2 separate regions of the Homo sapiens genome follow, and region 1 is linked to region 2. A link is a loop called in an ENCODE intact Hi-C map of the cell type or tissue named here. Cell type or tissue: CD4-positive, alpha-beta T cell. All regions are shown on one strand. Links, peaks and the distances in the headings refer to the core of each region. The heading gives the core; the rest is flanking DNA.

Evidence for each region. A loop is a pair of places that touch in the nucleus more often than their neighbours do. Peaks named below come from ENCODE experiments on the same cell type or tissue, not always from the same donor. Only the 100,000 strongest peaks of a DNase experiment are listed, where the experiment ranks them.
Region 1: a loop joins it to region 2, with 12 times the contacts of the local background. A loop is called at or near these places in 21 of 110 quality-filtered maps.

The regions. Positions count from the first base shown.
Region 1 is chr6:31,381,916-31,395,910 of GRCh38, forward strand. It overlaps LOC124901300 (a long non-coding RNA gene), which reads left to right and starts at 3,342. Exons shown (of 3, transcript XR_007059542.1): 1 at 3,342-3,415; 2 at 5,348-5,433; 3 at 5,859-5,943. It overlaps MICA-AS1 (MICA antisense RNA 1), which reads right to left. Exons shown (of 2, transcript NR_148222.1): 2 at 12,374-13,302. It also overlaps the pseudogene HLA-S. In CD4-positive, alpha-beta T cell, for the core only: no CTCF peak of the experiment used is centred there; no DNase peak of the experiment used is centred there.
Region 2 is chr6:31,476,888-31,491,495 of GRCh38, forward strand. MICB-DT (MICB divergent transcript) reads right to left here. Exons shown (of 2, transcript NR_149132.1): 2 at 3,031-4,471. Among named protein-coding and RNA genes, the nearest start is that of MICB-DT, 11 kb to the right of the region's middle. RefSeq lists enhancers at 10,640-11,350, 11,351-12,060. In CD4-positive, alpha-beta T cell, for the core only: no CTCF peak of the experiment used is centred there; no DNase peak of the experiment used is centred there.

The DNA of each region.
Region 1 (13,995 bases), core at 3,175-5,674, 99 kb before region 2:
CATGGGGGAGGGCTGGTCTCTCCACCTCCTCACACTAGGCTAACAGGGACACAGACACATTCAGATGCCTTTGCAGAAAGAGACACCAGAGGCTCCTGAAGTCACAAAGGGGCGGCATGAAGAAATCCTGCATCTCAGTCCCTCACAAGACAGCTGCCTCAGGCTACAGAAAACAATAGTCATGAACAAATTCAGGTCAGTGGCCATAAAGCGTAACACTCTGAACTCCCCACTACACACTCAAAGTGTCCCAAAGAATCACCGTAATCCAGTCTTGTCCCCTGTACCCCATCCCCCTTCCACATAAGGCCCTCCAGGACGCCACCTTTACAAGCTGTGAGAGACACATCACAGCCCTGGTCACTGTCACTGCCTGGGGTAGAACAAAAACAGGACCCGGTCAGAGCCTGCAGGAGATGTGGGAGAGGAGGAATTATGGCATAGGTGAGCTCCTCCACATCCGTCTCCCATAGTTACACACAGCCTGAGCACCTCCTTCTCTGCCTCTGGGAAGAAATCATCCTGTGAGGGGCTAGGGAAGAGACAGGGCCATGAGGTCCTAGAGGAACCCCCTAGTCTTGGACCCCAGAGAAGTTTCCAAAACTGTGACTGCAGACCCAGGGCAGGAAACATGAAGAAAGCAGGTGTGAGGACTGAACCAACTGCACGGTATGTAAAGACATACTTGGTACATAGTAGATACAAAGTTAGCTTTGGTCTTTGGTGAATTCATGAATATGATTGTATTAAAATGTAATTGCATTGCATAAACATTATAAAATGAAGAATACAAAAAATTAGGAAAGATTTTATCTTATACAAGGAGTGTACATTTCAATTCACTAATTTATTCCAATCGAGAAAATGTTATATGCTTATCTGTTGGTCTATGTATGAATTTTCTGTTACTGCATAACATATTACCACTAACTCACTGGCTCTACACAGCACCCATTTATTTCTCTACATTTCCTTAATGAGAAATCCAGGCCTGGTGTGAATGATTCTCAGCTCAGGATTTCACGAAGCTGTGTCCTCATCTTGAGGCTGGGGTCCTCCTTCCAGCTTATACAGAGCTTGGTGGCAGAATTCAGTTTCAGGCAGTTGTGGGATTGTAGTCCTTGTTCCTGGGCAGCTGTCAGGTGGAGGTGGGGTGGAGCTGTTCTCAATTCCTGGAGCCCGTCATATCCTTTGCCACATGGCCCCTTCATTTTCAAAGCTCACAGCGGAGGAAGCCCCTCACGTTGAATTTCGCTCACACTGTGAATCTCTTTGCTGAAGAAGAAATAAGTTGTTTTAAGAGCTCACCTGATTAGGACAGTCCAAGGCAGGATAATCATGGTCTTAAAGTCAACTGATTTGGGACCTTGCTTATATCTGCAGAATCCCTTCACAGCGGCACCTACAGTAGTGTTGATTGAGTAACTGGGGAAGGTGAATCACCAGGGGTGGTTATGTGGGGGCCATCACTGAATCATCCTCGCATAGCCAGGATCTTCCTTTTGTGTTTAATTGGGTCGTGGTAGGAAACTGAAGTTCAAATAAATAGGTTGTTGTGAATGTTAATAAAATACATCCTATTGATACATGGAAATACTGAAATCTTAAAACCAAATAACACTGAATATCTTTTAGTTAATTTAGAATAAATAAAAATTAAAGTGTAGTAATTCATTCTCTCTTTTGAAGCGCTATTGTCTATTGTTGTATAATAAATAACATGAAGTTTGACAACCCAAAACAACAAATACTTATCATCTCCCACAGTTTCCAGTGGTCAGGAATCTGGGAGAGATTTCCTTGAGTGCTTCTGGCTCAGGGCCTCTCACAAGGTTTATTGGGGGACACACCTGTCAGAGAATATGGGGAGGGAGCCAGAGAACCCTGGGAAAAGTGGCACATCCAGAGGCAAGGCCGACTCCAGTCCTGGACAAAAGGAAAGAAGGGTTGTTGGACGCATCCTAGACCACAGGCAATCTGAGGAGAGTTGAGCAAGGCCATGGAGGAGTCCTCCAGCCACAGATGGCCAACAGAGGAGTCTCCTGTTGCCCAGGAATGGTCTGTCTTAGTGTCCCTGCTGTTACGTGTCAGTGGCTGGGAACAGCCCATGGGAAGCAGGGCCTCTGCACCAATGCTGCTGAGAATGACAGAGCACGGGAGGGAGGCCTTGGGAAATTTCCTGGAAATGCGGCTCCAATCTTCCTCCTGAGGGGTCTGGGCCTTTGGAAATCAAACGCTGTCAGACTGGGTTGCTGGACGATTCTGTTCACATTTACAATGGGACAAGGGAAACAAGGAGGCCCCCAAGTGAATCTCTGGGTTCCACACAAACTCCTCCTGCCCTTACTGTGTATCAGCAGCCCTGCCTCGTCCTGGGGATGAGGGTCCATCACTCCTGCCTGGAGAGGAGGGGAGTGCTCTTCTTCCCTGCTTGTCTCTAGGCCCATACAGTCCTGTGGGCAACTGTAATGTGTAGCTCAATGGGCTCTTGTTTGTCCCCTTGTCTGAGTGCCTCCCTGTGGAAAACCAGGACCTCCTATACTACAAAGCCCAGATTTGGGATATGAGAAGTCCAAGTTCCACAGTGGGTGAATATAAGGGATGGGACATGCAGCCACACTCTCTTCCATCCCTTGGTTTCTGGACCCAAGTTTCTTCCTACTGAGAATACAGCACCGTAGTGATGTCTCTGATTCAATAAATGCACCGTGCCCTGAAAGATGGCACCCATTCCTCAGTGTTTCCTCCAAGCTGGTTCTGAGTTGTGCCTGTTGAAGGCCTGTCCAATGTTCTGTGTGGCCGGCAGCCCCCGCAGGGTGCAGATGGTGATAGGATCAGTGGATCCCCTGGTCATGGTCCATGCTGCACCCACTTCCATTTCCCTGTGAGGTGGGTCCCCCAGGAAGAGGCTGTGCTGAGAGTAATTCCAAACCTGTGGATCAGGAATGTCAGTGGTGCTGGCTGAGAGTCTGAGAATAGTGGGGGAAAAAGCCTACCCATGGAGGAAGTTTCTGTCCCAGTGAGGATGAATCTCTGGCCCTTCCATGATGAGGCTTAATGTGGTCAATGTGTCATTTAGTGGCACTTTGATCACCTAAAGAAATAGTGCCTAAGCAGGGCACATCAGGGCCTATCACGGGTGTCTAATCCTGACAAGTTGGATATTCAGAGGTGGCAGCAGCTAGTTCGGCCTTGGTAGGTGGGAGTCTCACCTTTTGGAGGCTACCTATGGGTCCAGCAGCACTGACTCCCACCGACCAAGGCCACTGAGTGACCTGGAAGGATGGGCACATGAAGGGAGCTATTGTGATTCCTGCATGCATGTTCCCACCCTGCAAGGCCTGAGATGGCCCCCAGTGAAGGCTGGCTAACTTCCATTTGTCTGCTTGGTTGTTCAGTGCCACCTCAGGGGCAGGTATTTTCTGGGCAGATGGGGTGTTAACTTGGGGTTTGGGCTCATTCCACATGGACCATTTCCATCTCATGATGGACACTGTTGGGCCTGTCCAATCTATAACTCTGTAGGTCACACAGAAGCCAATTCATACAACCACTTGGAATTACGTGGTTCTCAGTGTCCTGTGGTCAAGAATTCTATCTGATCAGGGCCAGCAACACTAAAAGTTGCTTCGAGAAGGGGGCATATATTTCTGCTGTGGATGACATGAACTTACTCCAGAATCCCAGGCCCTCCATTGTGACTTTCCCCACTGATGCTCAGTTCACTCCATCCTGCATCTTTCCCCAGCCCTGCCACCTCCAGCACCAGGGGGTCTGAGGGATGGTGGCTGCCTGCACCACAGCCTGGATCTGCTGCAGAGTCCTTTCCTGTGTAGGCTCCACTTGAATCTGGCATCCTCCTATGTCACCCAAAATGTGGCCAAAATGATATACCTAGATGTGGAATGTGGTGTTGTCAGAACCCAAAGAGATTCACCAGGCAGTCCGCTTCTCTCTCTTTTTTTTTTTTTTCTCACTGAAGATGAAAGATGCAACGGGTTTTTTTTTCTGTTTTCTTTTGTTTTTACTTGGAAGAAATATCTCTGCATGCACCTAGCCACTGGACCCATAAAATTTCACTGCAGTTGCCACTCCTAAATTTCTGTAAGATTTATCCTCCTCTTTCTGGGGTGCATGTGTTTTACCAAGACCTCCAGCATACTTTCCACCTTCTTTCTCATCCATCCCAATCTATGATGTTGCCAATGAAATGAACAGATTTAATATTCTGTAGAATGTCCGGCATCTCTTAAGACTATGTTACAGATGACAGAAGAGTTATAATAGCTCTCAGGGAAAGTGTAAATAAATGTGGTATGAATGTGAATAACTCCATATCCACTTTCTAGCTGGAAAGGAATGCACTCAGCAAATCCTCGGCTGCACACCATTGGCCTGCAGCCTCATTAACTTCTGCTAGCAGTGATATCCAGCCAGCATGGCAGCTGCAATCAAGACCACTACTTGGTCAAGTCTGAAGTAATCCTGTTCATTCTTTAGGTCCTATTGGGCTTCTGCAAGGACAGAATACACGGAGATAATAGGCAACTCCAGCACTATCCCACCTCCTACAGCTCTCTAATGGTGGTGCTACCCCCCACAATACCTGCAATAACCTCCAAGACCTGCCCTGGGACGTAATATCGCTTCGGTTGGGATAGGGGCAGTTTCAGAGGTTTCCCTTTAGCCTTCAGCGCAATAAGAGCCATTAATCCACAGGTTAGAGACGCGGTGTGGGGGTCACTCCAGCTGCCAGTGCATCAATGCCATTATGCACTCAAGGAATAGGGAACTAAACAGGGCTGGGACTACGGGATTGTGAGCTATAATGTGTCCTGGCCTCTGGAAGCCCCTCTGTGATGGGACACGATGGTGCTGTAGGAATCTGGGCATCAATGTTAGTTCACACACAAAGTCAATACTCACCCAAATTCTGCCTATTTCCCTTTCCCGGTGTACAGTCTCCTGTGTAAATGGCTGTAGGTTCCTTTGCAGAAGAGTTCAGGGAATTGACCCAGCATATACTCCCAGGGTGTTCCAGGGTTCTTCCTCCTAGGGATATGGACTCCCCTCCTCTGTCATTGGGATCTGAATCTGAAAGTTAGGTGAGGTCTAGGCATTGAGAACAGATTATGACTTTGTCTTGGATCAAACACCCTCAGCCTCCTGCTCCTCAATTCTTGCTTTCTTTTCATAGATATCAAGCAGCGCCCTTGCTGGCTGTCCTTCTGTTCTGAACCTGGGACACTGCCCTCTGTTAACCTTCCCCACACTCCCTGCAGGTCAAGCACAACCTTGCCTGCTCTGTTGGGGTTGTCATGGTAACTGTGACCTCTGACTTTTGCAGATCACTGCCACCACTTGATCTAGCTGAAGTAGTTCTAGCTGGAAGAATAGAGAATTAAAAGAAATCTTTGTGAAGCCACCACTCAGGTTTGTCAATTTGTAACATTTTAATATTATTGGCTATATGTAGTATACATAGAAAATAATAGAAATATATGCAGATAGCCCTGATTTTCCACAGTTCTGTTATGTATGTGTTTCAGTCGATACTGTACTGAGTAAAGCAAGGACTGCCAGTGGGGAGTGGCGGATGTCTTGAATTTGGTGAATGCCTTTATATTGTTACAAAGTTTTTAAAATCCCTTTGTTTTACATGATTTTAGACTTCGTATAAATTGTTTTTTGTTGAATGTATCATTCTGTGGCTTGCTTTATCATTTAATATGGTTTATGAGGTGAACCCACACCCATAGAAACAGTTACTTTGTTTTCAGTTCTGGATAGTATTCATGGGAGGAATATCCCACAATTTATCTCTTCTGTCCGTGACCTTTAGCTTGTTTCTGTTACAGACACTGCCACAATGAACATCCTGGGTCATCTCTCTCTGGTCCCCTGTGTGAGTTCCCCAAGATATGGATGTAGGAATGGGATTACTGTGCTTTTACCATGTGGTGTTATAGGATGTCAAATTGTTCTCTGAAGAGGTTGTATCAGCTCCCCGCTTTAAAATCTTCTTTGACATTTTACAGGTCAAGTTCTCTTCCTCCCCAACTGGCTGCTCCTCCTCAGTCCCCCTTCATTGGCTCCTTTTGCTGTAGATGCTGGAGCACTCTGGGGTGTTACTACCTTCCTAATCACTCCGGTGTCCTCCACTCTCAGGATTTTAAATATCATCTAGACACAGATGGCTCCCAAATATATATCTCTACATATTTCTATAATCAAAAAAATAATGGTACCAAAACAGGTACTCTGATATACTGCAGATGGGCCTGCAAACTGGAAATGTTTTCAGGAAAGGCAGTATGGCTATTTCTGTCCAAATTAAAAATGCATACACCCAGTAGTCCCACTTCTAGAAATGTGTCCAAAACACACCTGCATTCCTGAAAAATGACTGTATTCAGAATTATATGTTGCAACCCTGTTTGTAAAAGCAAAAAGAAAAGAAGAAAGAAAATGACAGATAAAAGAAAAAATAATCCAAATGTCTGTCACTAGGGGACTGGTTAAAAAAGCATTGCAAGCTGGGCACAGTAGCATTCACCTGTGAATACACTCTACTCCACTCTGGGTAACATAAGGAGGCCTCCCTTCTTAAGAAAACCCAAACAAGCACTGCATAGCTACACGGCAGAGTCTACAAACATTTAACACAAAAGAAGAAAGACATAGAAAACTCTTGATATTCCCTCATGAAGAAATAAAGCAAGGTGTAGAATAACATATAGAGTCTGCTAAAATTTGTGTGAAAAGGGACAAAGGATATATATGTACACATTTATATTTGCTTGCATATGCATAAAATATATTTGGAAGAATAAGCAAGAAGTTAATATCCTTGGTTGCCTGTTGGGGATGAGACAGGGTAAGAGAGAGACATTTTACCTTTTGAACATTTTGAATTTTGAATTTTGAACTATATCAAGAAATAAAAGATAATTCCTAAGGAGACCAAACAAACCCCCAAAAAATTCAAAATGAAAAACTTTTTAAAAACTAATGGAATTTTTTAACCTTTATCGAAATAAAATTTAAAAATTTTCTAAATATTATGTTATTCCTTTAACAAGGAGGTTTACCGCCATTTTAATTCAGTACGTTGTTTTCTTTTTAATTGCATGATCTTTCTTTACATCTGTCTTTTTTCCATTACAAGGTAAAATAACAGCATGATTAATTAAATGCAGTTTGTTTGGTGAAGGAAATTTTGTTCAAATCTTGGTCTAAGTGGGAAAGGGATTCTAGGGGATCCAGTGCAGCAGTTATGGGTTTCAGTATGCTCACGACGCCCTCCAGTGTTTGTGTGGGCTCATGGATGCCATATCTAGAAAACACTGGAATTCTCAAGCACACGTGACTGAAGCCATTTGCCAAATGTTCAAGGTCCTATTAATGGCCCATCTGAGTACTTGTCATACGCGGTCACCCTATCTTTGGATCAGAAGGTACACTCAGAGCTCCTAGTGTCACATCCCAGGCCCAACCTGCTGAGATTAGTCGAGGAAGGTCTGGAGGTCAGTGTCGTGAGGGGTGGGAAGACTGAGGGTGTGGGGGCCAGTTGTGGAGTGGCGGGAGCCCCAGGTGCTGTATGAAGCCGAGCCTCTGGATCACCCTGTGACCCCACATTTGGTCCCTTCCTGGGTGTCTTCCATTCCCAGGACTCCCAGGAAATAAAATGCTGCAAGAATGGGGTGGGGAGCTGTCCAGGGTGGGTCAGGTGTGGTCGCACTGATCCTACACCTCTGCCTCCCAGCCCACTCCCAGCCCTCTTCTGATATTAGAAACCAACACAGATTGCCTTAGGGTGGTGGTTCTCAAAGTGTGGTCCTGGGGGAAGCAGCATTGGCATCACCTGGGAACTTAGATATGCAATCTTCAGGGCCTGGCCTGGACCTACTGTATCAGAAACTCTGCATTTAACAAGCCCCCAGCAGAATTCTGCTTTTCAAATCAGATCTCTCTCTCTCTCTCTCTCTCTCTCTCTGTCTCTCTCTCTCTCTCTGTCTCTCTCTCTCTCTCTGTCTCTCTCTCTCTCTCTGTCTCTCTCTCTGTTTCAAGTCTCAATATTGAGTAGCTGTGACTTCTGGATAGTCAGGTGTCAGACACCCTTTCTTGCCAGGAGGCACCAGGCTCCTCAATCAGCTTAGTCTCATTCTTGGCCTGGCCCAGGGAAAGATGTTCACTTCCTGGATTCTGAGCAAAGCTCTCCTACCCTGGGTGCCTGTGGGGCTCCCACTTAGACCACAAAACAAAGCTCAAATAATATTATTTTCTTTTATGAGATTTTTGGTATTCCTTCATTAGTCAGAGCTGAAGATCTACATATATGTCTACCAAGCAAGTGTGCATGTCCCACTAGCCAGTTTGTTAGTCTTGCCAATGCACCACAACGTAGCAGCCTCTCAGTCTCTCCTTGTGAGGTGTTACCTGGAGTTCTTTGTCTCACCACCAAGAGAATTAAGGAGCATGGATACAAAGGGTGAGGTTGGAGCAAAAGTTTAATAAGCAAAAGAAGAAAGCTCTCCCCCACGGAGAGGGGGCTTGGAAGATGGTTGCCATTTTTACAGCTGAATGCAAAGCCTTTTATAAGAAACTGATGAGGGCTGGGTGTCTCATTTGCATAAGGCACGAATTTCCGGTAGCTCCACCCCATCCTCCTAGTGCCCATGCAGGCCCTTAGCTTAAGTTACTCCATATTGCTTTGTTTCCCTGACTGCCCACGTATCGGGGGACAGAATTTTCCATTGCGGGCATGTCTGGGCAAGTCTCCTGTGCAGCCTTTCTTATTTGTGCAGCTGTGGGCATGTCTTAGGCAAGCCCCCCTGTGCAAGTTCCCTTCTTTGTGCCTGCAGGCCGTTCTTTTGTTTGAAATAATTCAACTGAGGACCCACCATAACTGCCCGCCTGACCAGTTTCTTCCTTTTTCCTCTCTCAATTTGTGTTATGATTTCCTTACTGATCTCTGCCTGAGCAAGACTGGGCACGCCTTGAGGGCAAGGAGGGTTTATTTCCTCTTATCTCAGTCCCAGCTCCTCTTAAAACAATGCCCTGCACACAGTAGGTATTTGATAAATGTTTACCAAATGAAGGGATTGCCTGGAATGGCTTGGCAGACAGGAAAGCAGAATGAAAACCCACAGGCCAAAAGTGGCTGGGAAAAGATTTTCCAAATCCTAGTGATGGGCACAGGGCCCCCTAAAGTTCACTTTTGGAACCTTCCCATCTGTCTTGTTCTCCTTTCATCAGGGACATCCATGCCCCTCAAAGCCCCCCTAGTCACACACTACCTTTCAGGACCACCTTCCAGATCAGCCAGGTGCAAATCCCACAGACTTCCTGCCTGTGGCTCCAAATGCTCAGCTGAAATTCTGAGGCTAATTTCAGTGGAGTTAGAGGCTTATCCCTTAGGAGTGGCAATGGCTGGCTTTAAGATTCGAGAAGTAGTGTTTACATCTCAAAAGAGAAGACCGCGCCACCAGAAATGCAGAATTTTGGTATGTGCGGGTCCGGGGTCTTCAGGAGATAAAGAATGATAGCTCCAGGAGCGCTGGGACCCCCGTGCAGCCACCAGTCACCACAGCCTAGGCAGGGGTTGGGCTCTCACCTCGGCCCCTCCCCTGCACGCCCTGGATGTGGATGGTCCCCGAGTGTGAACTCGCCTGGGCTCTGACCCTGGGTGCCCTTCCCGCCGTTGTGGAGCCTCTGCGGGTGTGGTGCATGCACAGGGGGCTTCACAGGAGACCCGGGGCCCTTTAGAGTCTGAAGGCCAACATTCTTGGAGAATCCATGTCAGGCATTCAGGCTCTCAGGGACTCAGATGCCCAAACTATGAAAATGAGAGAATCTATCCCACTCTCTCAGGTGTGGTGAGATTCATATTATATGACAATCGGTCGTCTACACATTGATCACACTCTCAGTATTGCCTTTATCAGTCGGCCAATGCCTAAAACCCAAAGACGGGTCAGGCATGGTGGAGGACGAGTTCCTTTCTTACCTTCTGAAGGTGCCATCAACAGGAATTTCTACCCTGTGGAGTCTAGAGGAGACTTTCCTTGAAGCTGAGTTGGGAATGGACATTTGGACTTTTTTTTTTTTTTTTTTGAGACAGAGTTTTGCTCTTATCACCCAGGCTGGAGTGTAGTGGCACGATTTTGGCTCACTGCAAGCTCTGCGTCTCGAGTTCCAGCGATTCTCCTGCCTCAGTCTCCTGAGTAGCTGGAATTACAGACACCCACCACCACATCCAGCTAATTTTTTGTATTTTTAGTAGAGACAGGGTTTCGCTATGTTGGCCAGGCTGGTCTCGAACTCCTCACCTCGTGATCTGCCCGCCTCGGCCTCCCAAAGTGCAGGGATTACAGGCATGAGCCAATGCGCCTGGCCAGACGTTTGGACTTCTTTAAAATTTTATTTCAAATTTTTAAAACTTTCTAATAGGTATTTTATCTTCTTAGGAAGTAAAATCTCAAGTACAGAAAATATAAAAAGGTATAAAGAAGCAGAAGGATGGAAACTGCCAGTGTCTCCACTGGGAGGATCGGGATGAAACGTTGCCTGGCAGAGCCTCAGACTTCAGAGGGAAGGGGCCTGGAGCTGTGCTTTGCAGCTGCCCCTGAGTTTCCACTCCTGGTTTTTGTGCATGCGGGTGACTGTGCAGGATGACTTAGTGTCGTCATGCTTATGAGTTATTTTGAATCTTGCTTTTCAAAACTTTATTATCAATACACAACTTTCTATCATATTACAAAATCTTCTTACACACAGCTTTCACCAGCTGTAGGCTGTTTCCAAACAGAGGACCTAGCCACTCTTCTTTTGCATGTTTTTTTCATTATTGTAATTAATATCCTTATACCTAAAGATCTTTCTATATATTGGATTTTGTTTTAAAATCACAGATTTCTCAATAAAAGTTACTGGGTCAAAAGGCATGAAATTTTTTTTTTTTTTTGAGACGGAATCTCGCTTTGTCACACAGGATGGAGTGCAGTGGCGAGATCTCAGCTCACTGCAACCTCCACCTCCTGGGTTCAAGAGATTCTCCTTCCTCAACCTCCTAAGTAGCTGGGATTACAGGCACACGTCACCACACCTGGCTACTTTTTGTATTTTTAGTAGAGACAGAGTTTCACCATATTGGCCATGCTGGTCTCGAACTCCTGACCTCATGATCCACCCGCCTCGGCCTCCCAAAGTGCTGGGATTACAGGCGTGAGCCATCATGCCCGGCCGCATGAATATTTTTAAGCCTTCTCATACATATTATCAAATTACTTCTCAAAAGCAGTGTACCGGCTGGGCGCAGAGGCTCACGCCTGTAATCCCAGCACTTTGGGAGGCCCAGGCGGGCAGATCACGAGGTCAGGAGATCCAGACCATTCTGGCTAACACAGTGAAACCCCATCTCTACTAAAAATACAAAAAATTAGCCAAGCGTGGTGGCGGACGCCTGTAATCCCAGCTACTCTGGAGGCTGAGGCAGGAGAATGGTGTGAACCCAGGAGGCAGAGCTTGCAGTGAGCCGAGATCATGCCACTGCACTCCAGCCTGGGTGACAGAGAGAGACTCTGTCTCAAAAAAAAAAAAAAAAAAAAAAAAAAGCAGTGTACCAATTATATTCACCCATTTACTCAACCCATATTTATTGAGCCCCTTCTCTGTCCTTGGATTTCTAGATGCTGGAAATCCAAGTGGTGACTAGACAAGGTCCCTGCCTCGAAGAACATGACAACCAATGAAACAAATGAAAACAATTCTAATACCGGTGATAATTGTTATGGAGAAAATATGCTTGAGCTAGAAGGTTGATGGTGGTGAGGATGGTAGGAGATATAGTCTGTTGATCAAGATGTTCCTGGGAATTTGAACACTGGACGTCTGAGCAGAGACCTGAATGGTGTGAGGGGCCTTTGGATCCCTTTGGATCCCTGGGGAGCAGGTGCACTTGGGGAGTTCCAGTGGGAGGTGCCTGAGACAGGATTGAGCAGTGTTAGTGGAGATGAATGAGCTGGGCCGAGAGGGGTGGGATGAGGCCAGAGTGGCCAGAAGGATCCTGTGATGAGGGATGAGGGGCTGTAAAACATAGTGAGAGACTGGGGTTTCACTGTGCTAAGAAGGGAAGAGGCTGGCATGTCTGTGGGACGCGGAGGCGAGGATGAGCTCTAATTCCCATTTGAAATGCTCACTCTGACTATTGTGTGGGTGATGGACAGCGGGTGTGAGAGTCAGCAGGCAGCCCAGCTGGAAGGCCTTCTGGTTTACTATCTTGGAGAGGATGGCCCTGGGGAGGAGGCAGTAGAGGAGTGAGAAGTGATTGGATTTGGGGTTAATACATTTTTAAGATGGTGTTAGCAATAACTCCTTGGAGAACCACACATTTATTTGCTTACTTTAATTCTACAGCAACATTCGAGGTGGCTTACTGCAACAAACCCAGTGTAATAAATACATACGAATTACTTTAAAATCAACGCTAAGGAAAATATACATTTTAAAAGATTAAGGCTGGGGTAAAGCTGGAACATTACTAGGCAGGAAGGAACATCTGAAACATTTGCTGAAATGGAGTTGACCCTTTACCTAGCCATAGATTTGTTGCCTCACGATTTCATTGCATCTGAGCACCAGGGAGGGTGGTGGCAGTTCAGGTCACCAGTCCCTTGTTTCCTGATTCAGGAACAGCGTCCTGTTCTACACTTACAGTCAAAGCAAATTACATCATTATAAGATGTTTAATGATGAAGTCAAAGTCCACAGAGTCAGCAAGCAAGTGTAAAAACCTCAGGAGTCTAAGGACAGTCTACATTTCTCCCCAGAAATGGCCTCCCTATGTACTGTTGAAGGGAGAGGGTCCTTTCAAGGGGCTCCAAGACGCAGAAGCAACTGGGCTGCAGCTCGAAATAAAGATGTCCTTTCTACCTGCAGGTTCCACGAAGCCTCACAGGCAACTTTGGTGATCTCACCTGAGCTAGGAATTCGGTTTTTTGATGTGGGTTCTCTTTGAGCCATTGTGTGAGCTTTAAAATGTGATGTGGAGATTTTGCTATACTGGTGTTTCCTTGCCGGAATTTGACATCCATGGTGGCTCTGGCTTCCCTGTCTGGTCCCAGGAGGAAATGGAGTGTCCTGCACTTTTTTTCAGCTTCGCTTTGTGTAGGAAGGATCAGGAGACCTGGAGTCAGGGCTTCCTCCAATCTCACTCTCCTCCATAAAACAGTGTCTCCTAAGCTTTCTGGGGGTGAGGGCCTTGACACCGTGCTGTTCTGATGAATATAACTGTCCCAGCTCCTGAAATAAAAGCACAGGTGCACAAAATACCGACTGTTGCAAGCAATGCCTAGGTGGGGATGTTTCCTAGGCGCCAGGTTTAGCACTTTGACTTTGTATGTACACACACAGGGGCCAGGCATTGTGGTTTATGCCTGTAATCTCAGCACTTTGGGAGGCTGAGGCATGAGAATTGTTTGAAGCCAGAAGTTCAAGACCAGCATGGGTAACAAAGCAAGACCCAGTCTCTACAAAAAAAAAAAAAAAAAAAAAGGGTATATATATACACAAACACACACACACACACACACACACACACACTGGGTGTGGTGGCTCCAGTCTGTAGTCCCAGCTACTCGAGAAGCTGAGGTGGGAGGATTGCCTGAGTCCAGGAGTTGGAGCCTGCAGTAAGCTGTGATCAGGACACTGCAGACTGTCAGAGTGAGACCCTGTCTCAAAAACAAACAAACAAAACAAAAATACATACACACACACACAGCCAGAGCCAGCGCTGAGGGAGAGGCTGGACTCAGGGGCGGGGTCACAGGCGTTTCTCAGGTCCTTCTCGTGGTCTTTGTCTCTTTTTCCTGGAGGTGGGGGACTCTGTACTTCATGAGGAGAAGTTGTCTGAAGAAGGTGGGAGATACTCAGGAGCAGGGTCCAGAGAGGGAAAAGGATGAGGAAGTGGAGACAAAGCAGAGGGGGCAGGACAAG
Region 2 (14,608 bases), core at 7,567-10,066:
TGTTCTTTCAACTCAGAGATGGAAACAGTTTCCTGCCACTGATCATCCCAGGGAGCTTCAGCACCCCTTGTGGCTTTCTTAGGCCTGCCAGCACCTCTGTAATGTGTGTCTTCTTTCTTTGTCATCTCTTTCCTGCCAGGACCCTGACTGTCCCACAGAAGAAGTGACAAGAATTTATTTATGACATGACAATAACACATGTATTCATGGTGTTAATTCGATTTGTTTCATAGAGACAGGGTCTTGCTATGTTGCCCAGGCTGGTCTTCCACTCCTGGCCTCAAGCAATCCCCCTGACTTGGACTTCCAAAGTGCTAGCATTACAGGTGTGAGCCATTGTGCCCAGCCCTTAACTTGAAAATCTGACAGTATAATAAAAGAAAAAAATAGAAGTATTCTGGAAATGGAAGAGGAAAGAAGGCTAAGGTGGAAATCATCAATCTGTGTCATCTGAGAAGCCCCACGTGCAGAGGCTGTCCCGGGACTTTAGGGGAGAACAAAAACAAAGCACCCAGGATCCTGGTGTCAGGGACAGAGCATGGCCACGGCGGGATGGTAGTGGCTCTCCTATGAAATAATGCTCATAAACATCCCTTGTGAGAAGGATCAGATCAACATATAAAAATATGCCAAATAAAGTGAAACTCAAGGCAGGAGTGGGACTGGCCATTCTCAGCCCGTGACCTCCATGGACTTGGAGAAAGGCTCAGCCTGGAGATGTGTGAGGCCTCCGACCTGGAGCAGCACCCGCCCCTAAAGACCAGGCACAAATCCCAGCACATGGAGGGATCCAGACAAATACACAAGAGATGACCACAGCAGGAGCTTTACTGGGCACAGAGCGAGGCCACACACCACTCAGCTCCTGCCCCTCCACCTGCCCTTCTCTCCCCACCTGCCCCTGCCCCAGCACAGCAGATCCTCAGAATCCAAAAAGAGAACCTAACTTCCATGTTTTATTAATGGCTTATAATATTTTATCACATCTTCAGAAAACACTATGCAGAAGATAACTGTAGAGCAAGACATCTATTTAGGGTGAGTGAGTCACAGTGGAGATCTGGGAGGGAGACCCTGTAACCCTTTCATTCCAAGAAAAGAAAGGTCGATCCAAAGAAGGGGACCCCAGGCCTGGATATTGGGATTACATGAAAGGGGTTCTGGGGCATCAGGGGAATGGGTCCCTCTCCCTACATCCTCCCGGGGCTGTGCTTGGGAGGACAGCAGCTGGGGGAAGAAAAGTCAGGGTCCACAGAGATATAAGGGGGCTGAGAACTATCTGTGTCTTGCTGGTCTGCACAAGGCAGCTCTCAAACTGTGGAGAACATGGTAATGACCAGATTCAGCTCAGCCACTCTCAGCCTTTACACCTAGAGCATTATGGGCAGCCCATCACCATCCCCTACCTTCAAATCCAAAGATCGCTACAGCCCAAAGCTGCTCCCTGGCCTCAACTCCTGTTGGTATCAGGCCCCAAGGAAGCTGTGAGCACGTCTGCCTGGGACCCTGTCACCATCTGGAGAATGACAATAAAGAGGACCCAGCAGCCTGCAGGAGGAGACTGTATTTGAGGCAGGACCATGGGATGGGTGAGGCACAGGACTGTGGCTCCATCCTCTCTATTTGAGGAGTTAGAGATGAGCTGCCTCTGCCACCCCTTCCATGGTGATATTTCTAGAGTACACCCCTGTGCTGAAATTCTTATGAGGAAAGAGACCTGATGAGATGCTATGGTGAAGAGGGGCCATAAGGGTCTTGAATACCAAGTTAATTTTGCTACCAGCTGAGATTAGGAAGTGAAGCCCAGGACCCAGGAGAGGAGGAGGAGGAGATAACACAGGACCCTGTGATCACTCTCCTGGCCATCTGTGTACAGTGAGATGCTTCCCTTCGGGGTTGGGAGCACCCAGTGTCATGGTCCTGAGTGTTGCTACCCTGCTGTTCTCATCTGTGAATGCAGCCAGACCACTTTCTTCCTCTGATATAAATAACTTGGAGGATCTGTCACCAGACACCTCATATCTACATATTAATAAATTCTGTACAGTGGTTTGGCTTAATGTTTTATATGTTATAAGAAATAAGCAAAACATAGGGATGATATTTTTAGTAAAGGTATTTCAGGGTATATGAGAATCAGATTCCTAGGGCCCTGGGTACCTCATCTTGCTGTTTAAAGTCCTCATGGAGGATCAGTGGAGTGCAGAGCCCAGAAATCATCCTGAAGGCTGAAGCTCCCTGGTGAAAAGGACCCTCTCCTGCACCCTGGGGCTCAGAGGGAACAACAAAGCTCCCTCCCAGGGTCTCCAGCCTCTGGCCTATACTGTCAGCCTGCACTTTCTTGGCCTTCCTGGCTGCTAATATTCCAGTTCCCAGCAGCCTCCTCTCTCACCCTTCACCTCTTCTGACTGGGTGCGAATGGTAACTAGACCAGGCAGTGCCCTCCTTGTCAGTCTGCCTGTCTGCCTGGTTCCCTCTCAGAGTTTGTGTCTTCACTCGGTTCATCATCCCCAGCCCCAGCAGGAACAGGGAGAAGTGACTTGGCAAATGCCCCACTCAAAATGGGATCCCTCAACCAGAGACCACTTGTGAAAGTCAGTTTTCCCTGACTAAAGAAACAGGACATTTACCCTGTTAGAAGTTGATGTCTGCCAGAGACCTCCACCTGGGAAATGCTGGTTCATGGCAGGGTCTCTCTTTTAGTAAAGGGAAAAATTCCTGGCTAATTGATAGCTAATAAGTCATTTAGAATCCAGTTCATGTAAAAGGATTACCTACTTAAAGGATTAACTCCATTATAATAAGGACACACATCCCACACCGCACATCCAATGTCATTTGTGAGATTGCTTTGATTCGCTCATGTAGAATGTTACTCTGCTGCTTTGCAGAGAGGCTTGCCACACATTTCAAATCTCTGCTCCTCATTTCACACCATCTGGCTCATGAGGTGAAGGTGATGAGAAGTGTCTTCAGACAATACTCCGAGGTTTGTCTATCAGAGTCATAGTCATATATTACATATAGAGATTATTTTCTTAGAAGTTGTAATTTATTGATATGTATTTTACTCATGGCATAGATAGATACTATCCAACAATTCGTTTTTATTACCTCTACATTACACTGCTTAGGTAGCCACTACTGGTACCTCTGCATTTTCTTTCTTGTATGTGACATTAACGTATAAGATTGTATGTACATGGTGGCTTGGTTTCCAGGAATTGCTGATTAGGTAATTTAGACCATTCCTTCCACTGAGTACAATGGGAAAAGGAGGAAAACATACATATTTGAAAAATCTGGTTGAGCAAATGGATGGGCTAACAAAGCAGTGAAGATTTGCCTGGCCAGGAACCAGGAGAGGGGAGAAATCCAGAAGAGCAACTTGAGCTGTGGGGCTGCTTTTGTGGATCAGAGGCAGTAACACCTGCTCCCTGGCCAGAAGCCAACTTCCAGGATTCAGGACTCAGAATTCAGAACTTAGACAGTCCCTTGGTCTCTCTAGAATTCAGTGCTCATTTAGACCGGGCTAAGACCCTCACACTCAATGGCTGGAGGATCCAAGCTTATGGCATGACTGCCTCTGGAGCATTTCATGCTAGAGAGATCCCAACAGGTGTAGGTAAATGGTCTAGAGGGTACTAGCCAGGCTTCCATGGAACTCTGTGTAAGGCACTTCCCTGTGTTGTTACTCATGTTGGCCATGTCCTCGGGAATTTAGTGGAACGGCCATGTCGTCTTGAGTGGAAGTGAGGACGGTGAGGGGGTCCCTGGGCAGTCAGAGATTTTGTGTCCCTGCGTCCTTTCCTTCCATCTCAACCAGAGACCACTTGTGAAAGCCCAAGAACAAATGTCATTAAATGTCCGAGGCGAATCCAAGACCACCGATCCATTGCGCCCAGGAGCCTTGGGCCATGTAGCCCAGCAGTAGTGAGGTCTGTGAGGCCTTGGTCACCCCCAAAGTGTTGCCCCAAGAGGAGCTGCCGCTCGTTGCCATCAGGCACCTCAGGAGCTGGACATGGTATTCATTATAATTTCTGATGAGGAACTAGAGAGGTCTCATAGCATATAGACCTTGATCAAATTGGGTCATGGTGGAGTCAGGCAAAACTCTGCAATGACTCACAGGTACCTAAGTATAAAACAAAGTCTCAACTCAGAGCATCCATCAGAGCTTCAGGCTCAGTAGTCATTCCTTTATGCTGTTGCTGTGTTTGTACTGTGATAACTGGTGCTTGAAGGGAGGACATATAGTTACATGTTGCGGGAAAACACATGTCATTAGAAAACTTGGCATGATTTAGGGACCATTGCCTTTTCCATGGTAGATGTGGGACTCTCTGTCATCTTCACCTTGTTGTTCCAAGTGCAGAAGAGAAAGCTTCTTCCTGCTTTCAGCTGCGTGACTGACAAGGGAAGCTGGAATTCAGAGAATCAGTGGCAGCCTCTGTCTCTCCAGGCCCCAACCCTGCAGGTTTAAGGAATGGACTTAGGTCTCTGGCACTTTGTTCTCAACACACATTTTCCTTCACTCATTCAGAAAAAAAAAAATAATAATAGAAAATGAACCAAAGGCTGCAATTCTCATGGCACCTAGAGAACTGGAGTACGGACCAAGGTTGCCACATGCCTGTCATTGCTCCACCACACTCGGTTGCCATGTGACCTCGGGAGAAGCTCTCTACCACTAGGGACTTTTAAACTCATCTGTGAATCCTGGATAAACACAGACATTCCGGTAACCTTACTGAAATGAAGTGAGGACCAATGAGTTGACAGGTGGAGAAAAATTTTTTTTTTTTTTTTTTTTGAGACGGAGTCTTGCTCTGTCACCCAGGCTGGAGTGCAGTGGAGCGATTTCGGCTCACTGAAAGCTCCACCTCCTGGGTTCATGCCATTCTCCTGCCTCAGCCTACCGAGTAGCTGGGACTACAGGCGCTCACCACCACACTCGGCTAATTTTTTGTATTTTTAGTGGAGACGGGGTTTCACCATGTTAGCCAGGATGGTCTCGATCTCCTGACCTCGTGATCCGCCCGCCTTGGCCTCCCAAAGTGCTGGGATTACAAGCGTGAGCCTCCGCGCCCGGCCGCAGAAACAGAAAAATTTAAGTGATGGCCTTTACTCCTAGACAGGGCTTTTTTAGGAACATGCACCTTAAAAGTAGGAGGAAAACATAATGCCAGCAACACCCTGCCTAAAAGCCCCTTTAGTGATGATAATTATCATTCATCTTTCTATAAAAGTACAGCAAGACTTTCTACCTCAATATCTCAAATCAGTTAAATATATCTTCTGATCATATACCAGTGTGGACCCACATGTTTTGCTCCAAGTGAAAATGAAAAGGAATGAGAACATCTCCACCTTTGTGTGGTGACCATGGGACCACGGAGGCTTGGAAGCCAGCCTACATCTGCCCAAACTCTACATCACCTGCCATTGTCAATTTTCAATCTATCCGTTCTATGCTTTGGAATCCTACATAATTCATACTCTTGAAAAATCTCATTTTCATATGTAGGGCAGGGTAGAAAAGGTGATATCTCTGTTTTAATTTGCTAAGACTTCCATAATAAAGTGGCACAGACTGGGTAAGTTAAACAGTAGAAATGTATTATCTCCCAGTTCTGGAGGCTACAGGTCCACGATGGAATGTATTGCAGGGCTGATTGCTCCTGAGGCCTGTCTCTGGCTTACAGATGGCCATCTTCTCCCTCTATCTTGTCAACATTGGCCTCAAAATATGTGTACAGGGACACAGTTTAGCCCATAAGAGTCTGCGCCATCCTTGGCGGTGCATATTATAAGAAATAAAAGAGAATACAACCCTTTGGCTGGACTCTGTTGATATTTTGAAATGTTGGTCTTGCAATAAGAACACCACCAAAGGCCAGGCGCAGTGGCTCACGCCTGTAATCCCAGCACTTTAGGAGGCCGAGGCGGGCGGATCACGAGGTCAGGAGATCGAGACTACCCTGGCTAACACGGTGAAACCCCTTCTCTACTAAAAATACAAAAAGAAAAATTAGCCGGGCGTGGTGGTGGATGCCTGTAGTCCCAGCTGCTCGGGAGGCTGAGGCGGGAGAATGGTGTGAACCCAGGAGGCAGAGCTTGCAGTGAGCCAAGATCTCGCCACTGCACTCCAGCCTGGGCGACAGACCAAGACTCCATCTCAAAAAAAAAAAAAAAAAAAGAACACTACCAAAACAAGGGAGCCGAAGTTTAGTTTTCCCTGGAAGGTGAGCACTCCCTGAGCCTGGCCGCCCCAGGGCAGCAAGACCCAGTGCTATGTAGTTCTCCAAAGTCCTATTTACTTTAGTGATTCTGATTCTGTATTTTTAACTGGGAAAAGGATTCTCTTTCAGGAAAGCAACCACTTCTGATGCTATTTAGGTATTATTCTCCTTATACTTATAGGAGAAAAAATTGATGTTAATGAACAGGAAATATTTGCCAAATTATCACACAAATAATTTTTGTATCATTTTAAAATACTCCTTATTGTACTGAGCTTGTTGGTATTTTAATAAAAATTATTGGCATATAATATTTATACATACTTTGGGGTACACATAATATTTTCATGCATGTGTAGAATGTGAAATGATCGAGTCAGGATATTTAGGATACTCATCACCTCAAGCATTTATCAGTTATTTGTGTTGGGTGAATTTCAAATCCACTCTTATAGCTATTGTGAAATACACAATACATTGTTGTTAACTACAGCCAGCCTGCTGTGCTATCGAATATTAGAATTTATTCCTCCTATTTAACTGTATCTTTGTACCCATTAAGCTACCTCATTTTATCTCCCAGATCCCCCACACACCCTTCCCAGCTTCTGGTAACTATTATTCTACTCTCCACCTCCATAAGATCAACTTTTTTTCAGTTCTCACATGTGAGTGAGAACATGTGATATTTGTCTTTCTTTGCCTGGTCTATTTCACTTAACATACTGACCTCCAGTTCCATCCATGTTGCTGCTAGTTATTATGAGGTAGTTCTAGCTGGAAGAATAGAGAATTAAAAGAAATCTTTGTGAAGCCCCTACCCAGGTTTGTCAATTTGTAACATTTTAATATTATTGGCTATATGTAGTATACATAGAAAATAATAGAAATATATGCAGATAGCCCTGATTCTCCACAGTTCTGTTATGTATGTGTTTCCGCTGAAACACATACAGTACAGTACTCTATGTACTGTACAGTACTACTGTACTGAGTACTGGACTGCCAGTGGGGAGTGGCGGATGTCTTGAATTTGGTGAATGCCTTTATATTGCTACAAAGTGTTTTTTTTTTTTGGTTGTTTGTTTTGAGACGGAGTCTCGCTCTGTCGTCCAGGCTGGAGTGCAGTGGCGGGATCTCGGCTCACTGCAAGCTCCGCCTCCCGGGTTCACGCCATTCTCCTGCCTCAGCCTCCCAAGTAGCTGGGACTACAGGAGCCCACCACCACGACCGGCTAATTTTTTTGTATTTTTAGTACAGACGGGGTTTCACTGTGTTAGCCAGGGTGGTCTCGGTCTCCTGACCTTGTGATCCGCCCGCCTCAGCCTCCCAATGTGCTGGCGTGAGCCACCGCGCCCGGCCTACAAAGTTTTTTAAATCCTTTCGTTTGACATGATTTTAGACTTTGTAAAAATTGTTTTTTGTTGAATGTATCATTCTGTGGCTTGCTTTATCGTTTAATATGGTCTATGAGGTGAACCCACACACCCATAGAAACAGTTCATTTGTTTTCAGTGCTGGATAGCATTTATGAGACGAATATCCCACAATTTATCTCTTCTCCTGTCCGCGACCTTTAGCTTGTTTCTGTTACAGACACTGCCACAATGAACATCCTGGGTCATCTCTCTCTGGTCCCCTGTGTGAGTTCCCCAAGATACGGATGTAGGAATGGGATTACTGTGCTTTTACCATGTGATGTTATAGGATGTCAAATTGTTCTCTGAAGAGGTTGTATCAACTCCCCCCTTTAAAATCTTCTTTGACATTTTACAGGTCAAGTTATCTTCCTCCCCAACTAGCTGCTCAGCCTCAGTCCCCCTTCATTGGCTCCTTTTGCTGTAGATGCTGGAGCACTGTGGGGTTTTACTGCCTCCCAATCACTCTAGTGTCCTCCACTCCCAGGATTTTAAATATCGTCTAGACACAGATGGCTCCCAAATGTATATCTCTACATATTTCTATAATCAAAAAACTAATGGTACCAAAACAGGTACTCTGATATATTGCAGATGGGCCTGCAAACTGGAAATGTTTTCAGGAAAGGCAGTATGGCAATTTCTGTCTAAATTAAAAATGCATACACCCAGTAGTCCCACTTCTAGAAATGTGTCCAAAAATAGACCTGCATTCCTGAAAAATGACTGTATTCAGAATTATATGATGCAACCCTGTTTGTAAAATCAAAAAGGAAAGAAGAAAGAAAATGAAAGATAAAAGAAAAAATAATCCAAATGTCTGTCACTAGCGGACTAGTTAAAAAAGCATTGCAAGCTGGGCACAGTAGCATTCACCTGTGAATACACTCTACTCCACTCTGGGTAACATGAGGAGGCCTCCCTACCTTCCTAAGAAAACCCAAACAAGCACTGCATATCTACACGGCTGAGTCTACAAACATTTAACACAAAAGAAGAAAGACATAGGAAACTCTTGATATTCCCTCATGGGATGGTCTCCATGATACATTGTTAAGAAGAAATAAAGCAAGGTGTAGAATAACATATAGAGTCTGCTAAAATTTGTGTGAAAAGGGACAAAGAGATATATATACACATTTATATTTGCTTGCATATGCATAAAATATATTTGGAAGAATAAGCAAGAAGATATCCCTGGTTGCCTGTTGGGGATGAGACAAGGTAAGAAAGAGACATTTTACCTTTTGAATATTTTGAATTTTGAATTTTGAACTATATCAAGAAATAAAAGATAATTCCTAGGGCAACCAAACAAACCCCAAAAAAATTCAAAATGAAAAACCTTTTAAAAACTAATAGAATTTTTTTACCTTTATTAAAATAAATTTTAAAAATTTTCTAAATATTATATTATTCCTTTAACAAGGAGGTTTACTGCCATTTTAATTCAGTACGTTGTTTTCTTTTTAATCGCATGATCTTTCTTTACATCTATCTTTTTTCCATTACAAGGTAAAATAACAGCATGATTAATTAAATGCAATTTGTTTGGTGAAGGAAATTTTGTTCAAATCTTGGTCTAAGTGGGAAAGGGATTCTAGGGGATCCAGTGCAGCAGTTATGGGTTTCAGTATGCTCACGACGCCCTCCAGTGTTTGTGTGGGCTCATGGATGCCATATCTAGAAAACACTGGAATTCTCAAGCACACGTGACTGAAGCCATTTGCCAAATGTTCAAGGTCCTATTAATGGCCCATCTGAGTACTTGTCATACGCGGTCACCCTATCTTTGGATCAGAAGGTACACTCAGAGCTCCTAGTGTCACATCCCAGGCCCAACCTGCTGAGATTAGTCGAGGAAGGTCTGGAGGTCAGTGTCGTGAGGGGTGGGAAGACTGAGGGTGTGGGGGCCAGTTGTGGAGTGGCGGGAGCCCCAGGTGCTGTATGAAGCCGAGCCTCTGGATCACCCTGTGACCCCACATTTGGTCCCTTCCTGGGTGTCTTCCATTCCCAGGACTCCCAGGAAATAAAATGCTGCAAGATTGGGGTGGGGAGCTGTCCAGGGTAGGTCAGGTGTGTTCTCACTGATCCCACACCTCTGCCTCCCAGCCCACTCCCAGCCCTCTTCTGATATTAGAAACCAACACAGATTGCCTTAGGGTGGTGGTTCTCAAAGTGTGGTCCTGGGGGAAGCAGCATTGGCATCACCTGGGAACTTAGATATGCAATCTTCAGGGCCTGGCCTGGACCTACTGTATCAGAAACTCTGCATTTAACAAGCCCCCAGCAGAATTCTGCTTTTCAAATCAGATCTCTCTCTCTCTCTCTCTCTCTCTCTCTCTGTTTCAAGTCTCAATATTGAGTAGCTGTGACTTCTGGATAGTCAGGTGTCAGACACCCTTTCTTGCCAGGAGGCACCAGGCTCCTCAATCAGCTTAGTCTCATTCTTGGCCTGGCCCAGGGAAAGATGTTCACTTCCTGGATTCTGAGCAAAGCTCTCCTATCCTGGGTGCCTGTGGGGCTCCCACTTACACCACAAAACAAAGCTCAAATAATATTTTTTTCTTTTATGAGATTTTTGGTATTCCTTCATTAGTCAGAGCTGAAGATCTACATATATGTCTACCAAGCAAGTGTGCATGTCCCACTAGCCAGTTTGTTAGTCTTGCCAATGCACCACAACGTAGCAGCCTCTCAGTCTCTCCTTGTGAGGTGTTACCTGGAGTTCTTTGTCTCACCACCAAGAGAATTAAGGAGCGTGGATACAAAGGGTGAGGTTGGAGCAAAAGTTTAATAAGCAAAAGAAGAAAGCTCTCCCCTGCAGAGAGGGGACTTGGAAGATGGTTGCCATTTTTACAGCTGAATGCAAAGGCTTTTACAAGAAACTGATGAGGGCTGGGTGTCTCATTTGCATAAGGCACGAATTTCCGGTAGCTCCACCCCATCCTCCTAGTGCCCATGCAGGCCCTTAGCTTGAGTTACTCCATATTGCTTTGTTTCCCTGACTGCCCACGTATCGGGGGACAGAATTTTCCATTGCGGGCATGTCTGGGCAAGTCTCCTGTGCAGCCTTTCTTATTTGTGCAGCTGTGGGCATGTCTTAGGCAAGCCCCCCTGTGCAAGTTCCCTTCTCTGTGCCTGCAGGCCGTTCTTTTGTTTGAAATAATTCAACTGAGGACCCACCATAACTGCCCGCCTGACCAGTTTCTTCCTTTTTTCTCTCTCAATTTGTGTTATGATTTCCTTACTGATCTCTGCCTGAGCAAGACTGGGCACGCCTTGAGGGCAAGGAGGGTTTATTTGCTCTTACCTCAGTTCCAGCTCCTCTTAAAACAATGCCCCACGCACAGTAGGTATTTGATAAATGTTTACCAAATGAAGGGATTGCCTGGAATGGCTTGGCAGACAGGAAAGCAGAATGAAAACCCACAGGCCAAAAATGGCTGGGAAAAGATTTTCCAAATCCTAGTGCTGGGCACAGGGCCCACTGAAATTCACTTTCGGAAACTTCCCATCTGTCTCGTTCTCCTCTCATCAGGATAGAGCCCACCTAGTCACACACTACCTTTCAGGACCACCTTCCAGATCAGCCAGGTACAAATCCCACAGACTTCCTGCCTGTGGCTCCAAATGCTCAGCTGAAATTCTGAGGCTAATTTCAGTGGAGTTAGAGGCTTATCCCTTAGGAGTGGCAATGGCTGGCTTTAAGATTCGAGAAGTAGTGTTTACATCTCAAAAGAGAAGACCGCTCCACCAGAAATGCAGAGTTTTTGTATGTGCGGGTCCGGGGTCTTCAGGAGATAAAGAATGATAGCTCCAGGAGCGCTGGGACCCCCGTGCAGCCACCAGTCACCACAGCCTAGGCAGGGGTTGGGCTCTCACCTCGGCCCCTCCTCTGCACGTCCTGGATGTGGATGGTCCCCGAGTGTGAACTAGCCTGGGCTCTGACCCTGGGTGCTCTTCCCGCCGTTGTGGAGCCTCTGCGGGTGTGGTGCATGCACAGGGGGCTTCACAGGAGACCCGGGGCCCTTTAGAGTCTCAAGGCCAACATTCTTGGAGAATCCATGTCAAGCATTCAGGCTCTCAGGGACTCAGATGCCCAAACTATGAAAATGAGGGAATCTATCCCACTCTCTCAGGTGTGGTGAGATTCCTATTATATGACTATCGGTCATCTATACATGGATTGTACTCTCAGAGTTGCCTTTATCAGTCGGCCAATGCCTAAAACCCAAAGATAGGTCAGGCATGGTGGAGGACGAGTTCCTTTCTTACCTTCTGAAGGTGCCATCAACAGGAATTTCTACCCTGTGGAGTCTAGAGGAGACTTTCCTTGAAGCTGAGTTGGGAATGGACATTTGGACTTTTTTTTTTAAGAGTTAGTAACTCCGTGGAGAACCACACATTTATTTGCTTACTTTAATTCTACAGCAACATTCGAGGTGGCTTACTGCAACAAACCCAGTGTAATAAATACATACGAATTACTTTAAAATAACACCAAGGAAAATATACATTTTAAAAGATTAAGGCTGGGGTAAAGCTGGAACATTACTAGGCGGGAAGGAACATCTGAAACATTTGCTGAAATGGAGTTGACCCTTTACCTGGCCATAGATTTGTTGCCTCACGATTTCATTACATCTGAGCACCAGGGAGGGGGGTGGCAGTTCAGGTCACCAGTCCCTTGTTTCCTGCTTCAGGAACAGTGTCCTGTTCTACACTTACAGTCAAAGCAAATTACATCGTTGTAAGATGTTTAATGATGAAGTCAAAGTCCACAGAGTCAGCAAGTAAGTGTAAAAACCTCAGGAGTCCAAGGACAGTCTACGTTTCTCCCCAGAAATGGCCTCACTATGCACTGTTGAAGGGAGAGGGTCCTTTCAAGGGGCCCCAAGATGCAGGAGCAATTGGGCTGCAGCTCTAAATAAAGATGTCCTTTCTACCTGCAGATTCCACAAAACCTCACAGGCAAATTTGGTGATCTCACCTGAGCTAGGAATTCGGTTTTTTGATGTTGGTTCTCTTTGAGCCATTGTGTGAGCTTTAAAATGTGATGTGGAGATTTTGCTATACTGGTATTTCCTTGCTGGAATTTGACATCCACAGTGGCTCTGGCTTCCCTGTCTGGTCCCAGGAGGAAATGGAGTGTCCTGCACTTTTTTTCAGCATCGCTTTGTGTAAGAAGGATCAGGAGACCTGGAGTCAGGGGCTCCTCCAATCTCACTCTCCTTCATAAAACAGTGTCCCTTAAGCTTTCTGGGGGTGAGGGCCTTAACACCGTGCTGTTCTGATGAATATAATTGTCCCAGCTCCCGAAACAAAAGCACAGGTGCACAAAATACCGACTGTTGCAAGCAATGCCAAGGTGGGGATGTTTCCTAGGTGCCAGGTTTAGCACTTTGACTTTGTATATACACACACAGGGGCCAGGCGTTGTGGTTTATGCCCGTAATCTCAGCACTTTGGGAGGCTGAGGCATGAGAATTGCTTGAAGCCAGAAGTTCAAGACCAGCATGGGTAACAAAGCAAGACCCAGTCTCTACCAAAAAAAAAAAGAAAAGAAAAGAAAAGAAAAAAATACACACACACACACACACACACACACACATACTGGGTGTGGTGGCTCCAGTCTGTAGTCCCAGCTACTCGAGAAGCTGAGGTGGGAGGATTGCCTGAATCCAGGAGTTGGAGCCTGCAATGAGCTGTGATCGGGACACTGCTCTAGCTTGACCATCAGAGTGAGACCCTGTCTCAAAAACAAACAAACAAAACAAAACAAAATACATACACACACACAGCCAGAGCCAGCACTGAGGGAGAGGCTGGCCTCAGGGGTGGGGTCACAGGCATTTCTCAGGTCCCTCTCAGTGGTCTTTGTCTCTTTTTCCTGGAGGTGGAGGAGTCTGTACTTCATGAGGAGAAGTCCTCTGAAGAAGGCGGGAGATACTCAGGAGCGGGGTCCGGAGAGGGAAAAGGATGAGGAAGTGGAGACAAAGTGGAGGGGGCAGGGCAAGAAGGGCACATGTGAGGAATGGGGAGGGGGAGGACCTTCCAGCTGTCAGAAAGGTCCCACGCAGAATTTGGCTCTTGGTTTTTCTGCTTTATCAGGATGGATTTGGGAAACCAGCCGGAGCGGGAGATAAGGAGTCTACTTTGCAAAGGACACGTGTGAGTCTCGTCCTAATTTGAACTCATGAGTAGCAGCTGACAGCCAGGACCCTTGCGTGGGGCGCGTGACGCCCCTTTGCAACCAGGGCGTTTTCTGCACCCCACCAGCCATCCCTCCTGGGACCACGCTGGTCCTCTCCAACCCTAACAGGGAGAGAAGGAAGGAGAGGTCTGGAGGCTTTGGGTCCTCCCTCGTGCTCCTTCTTCCTCTGCCATTTATTCCCTGAGTGTCCTTGACTTTCCTCCGCTACCCGGACCCCACTACAGCAAAGCACATCCTGCACACTGGCCTGGACTCCCTTTGTAACCACCCAGTGTGTTCACCTTGCTGACTGCCTAGACAAAGCCGATTTATCAAGGCAGGGGAATTACAATAGAGAAAGAGTAATTCATGCAGAGCCGGCCGTGCGGGAGACCAGAGTTTTATTACTCAAATCAGTCTCCCCGAAAACTCTGATCAGTTTTTAAGGATAATTTGGTGGATGGGGGGGGCCAGTGAATCAGGAGTGCTGATTGGTTGGCTCCGGTATGAAATCATAGTGAGTGGAGGCTGTTCTCTTAGGCTGAGTCAGTTCCTGAGTGGGGGGCCACAGGACTGGTTGGCAGGTCCAGATGGGGTCCTCCAGTTGTTAGAAATGCAAAAACCTGGCCTGGCGTGGTGGCTCACGCCTGTAATCCCAGCACTTTGGGAGCCCGAGGCGGGCGGATCACGAGGTCAGGAGATCGAGACCATCCTTGCTAACACGGTGAAACCCGGTCTCTACTAAAAATACA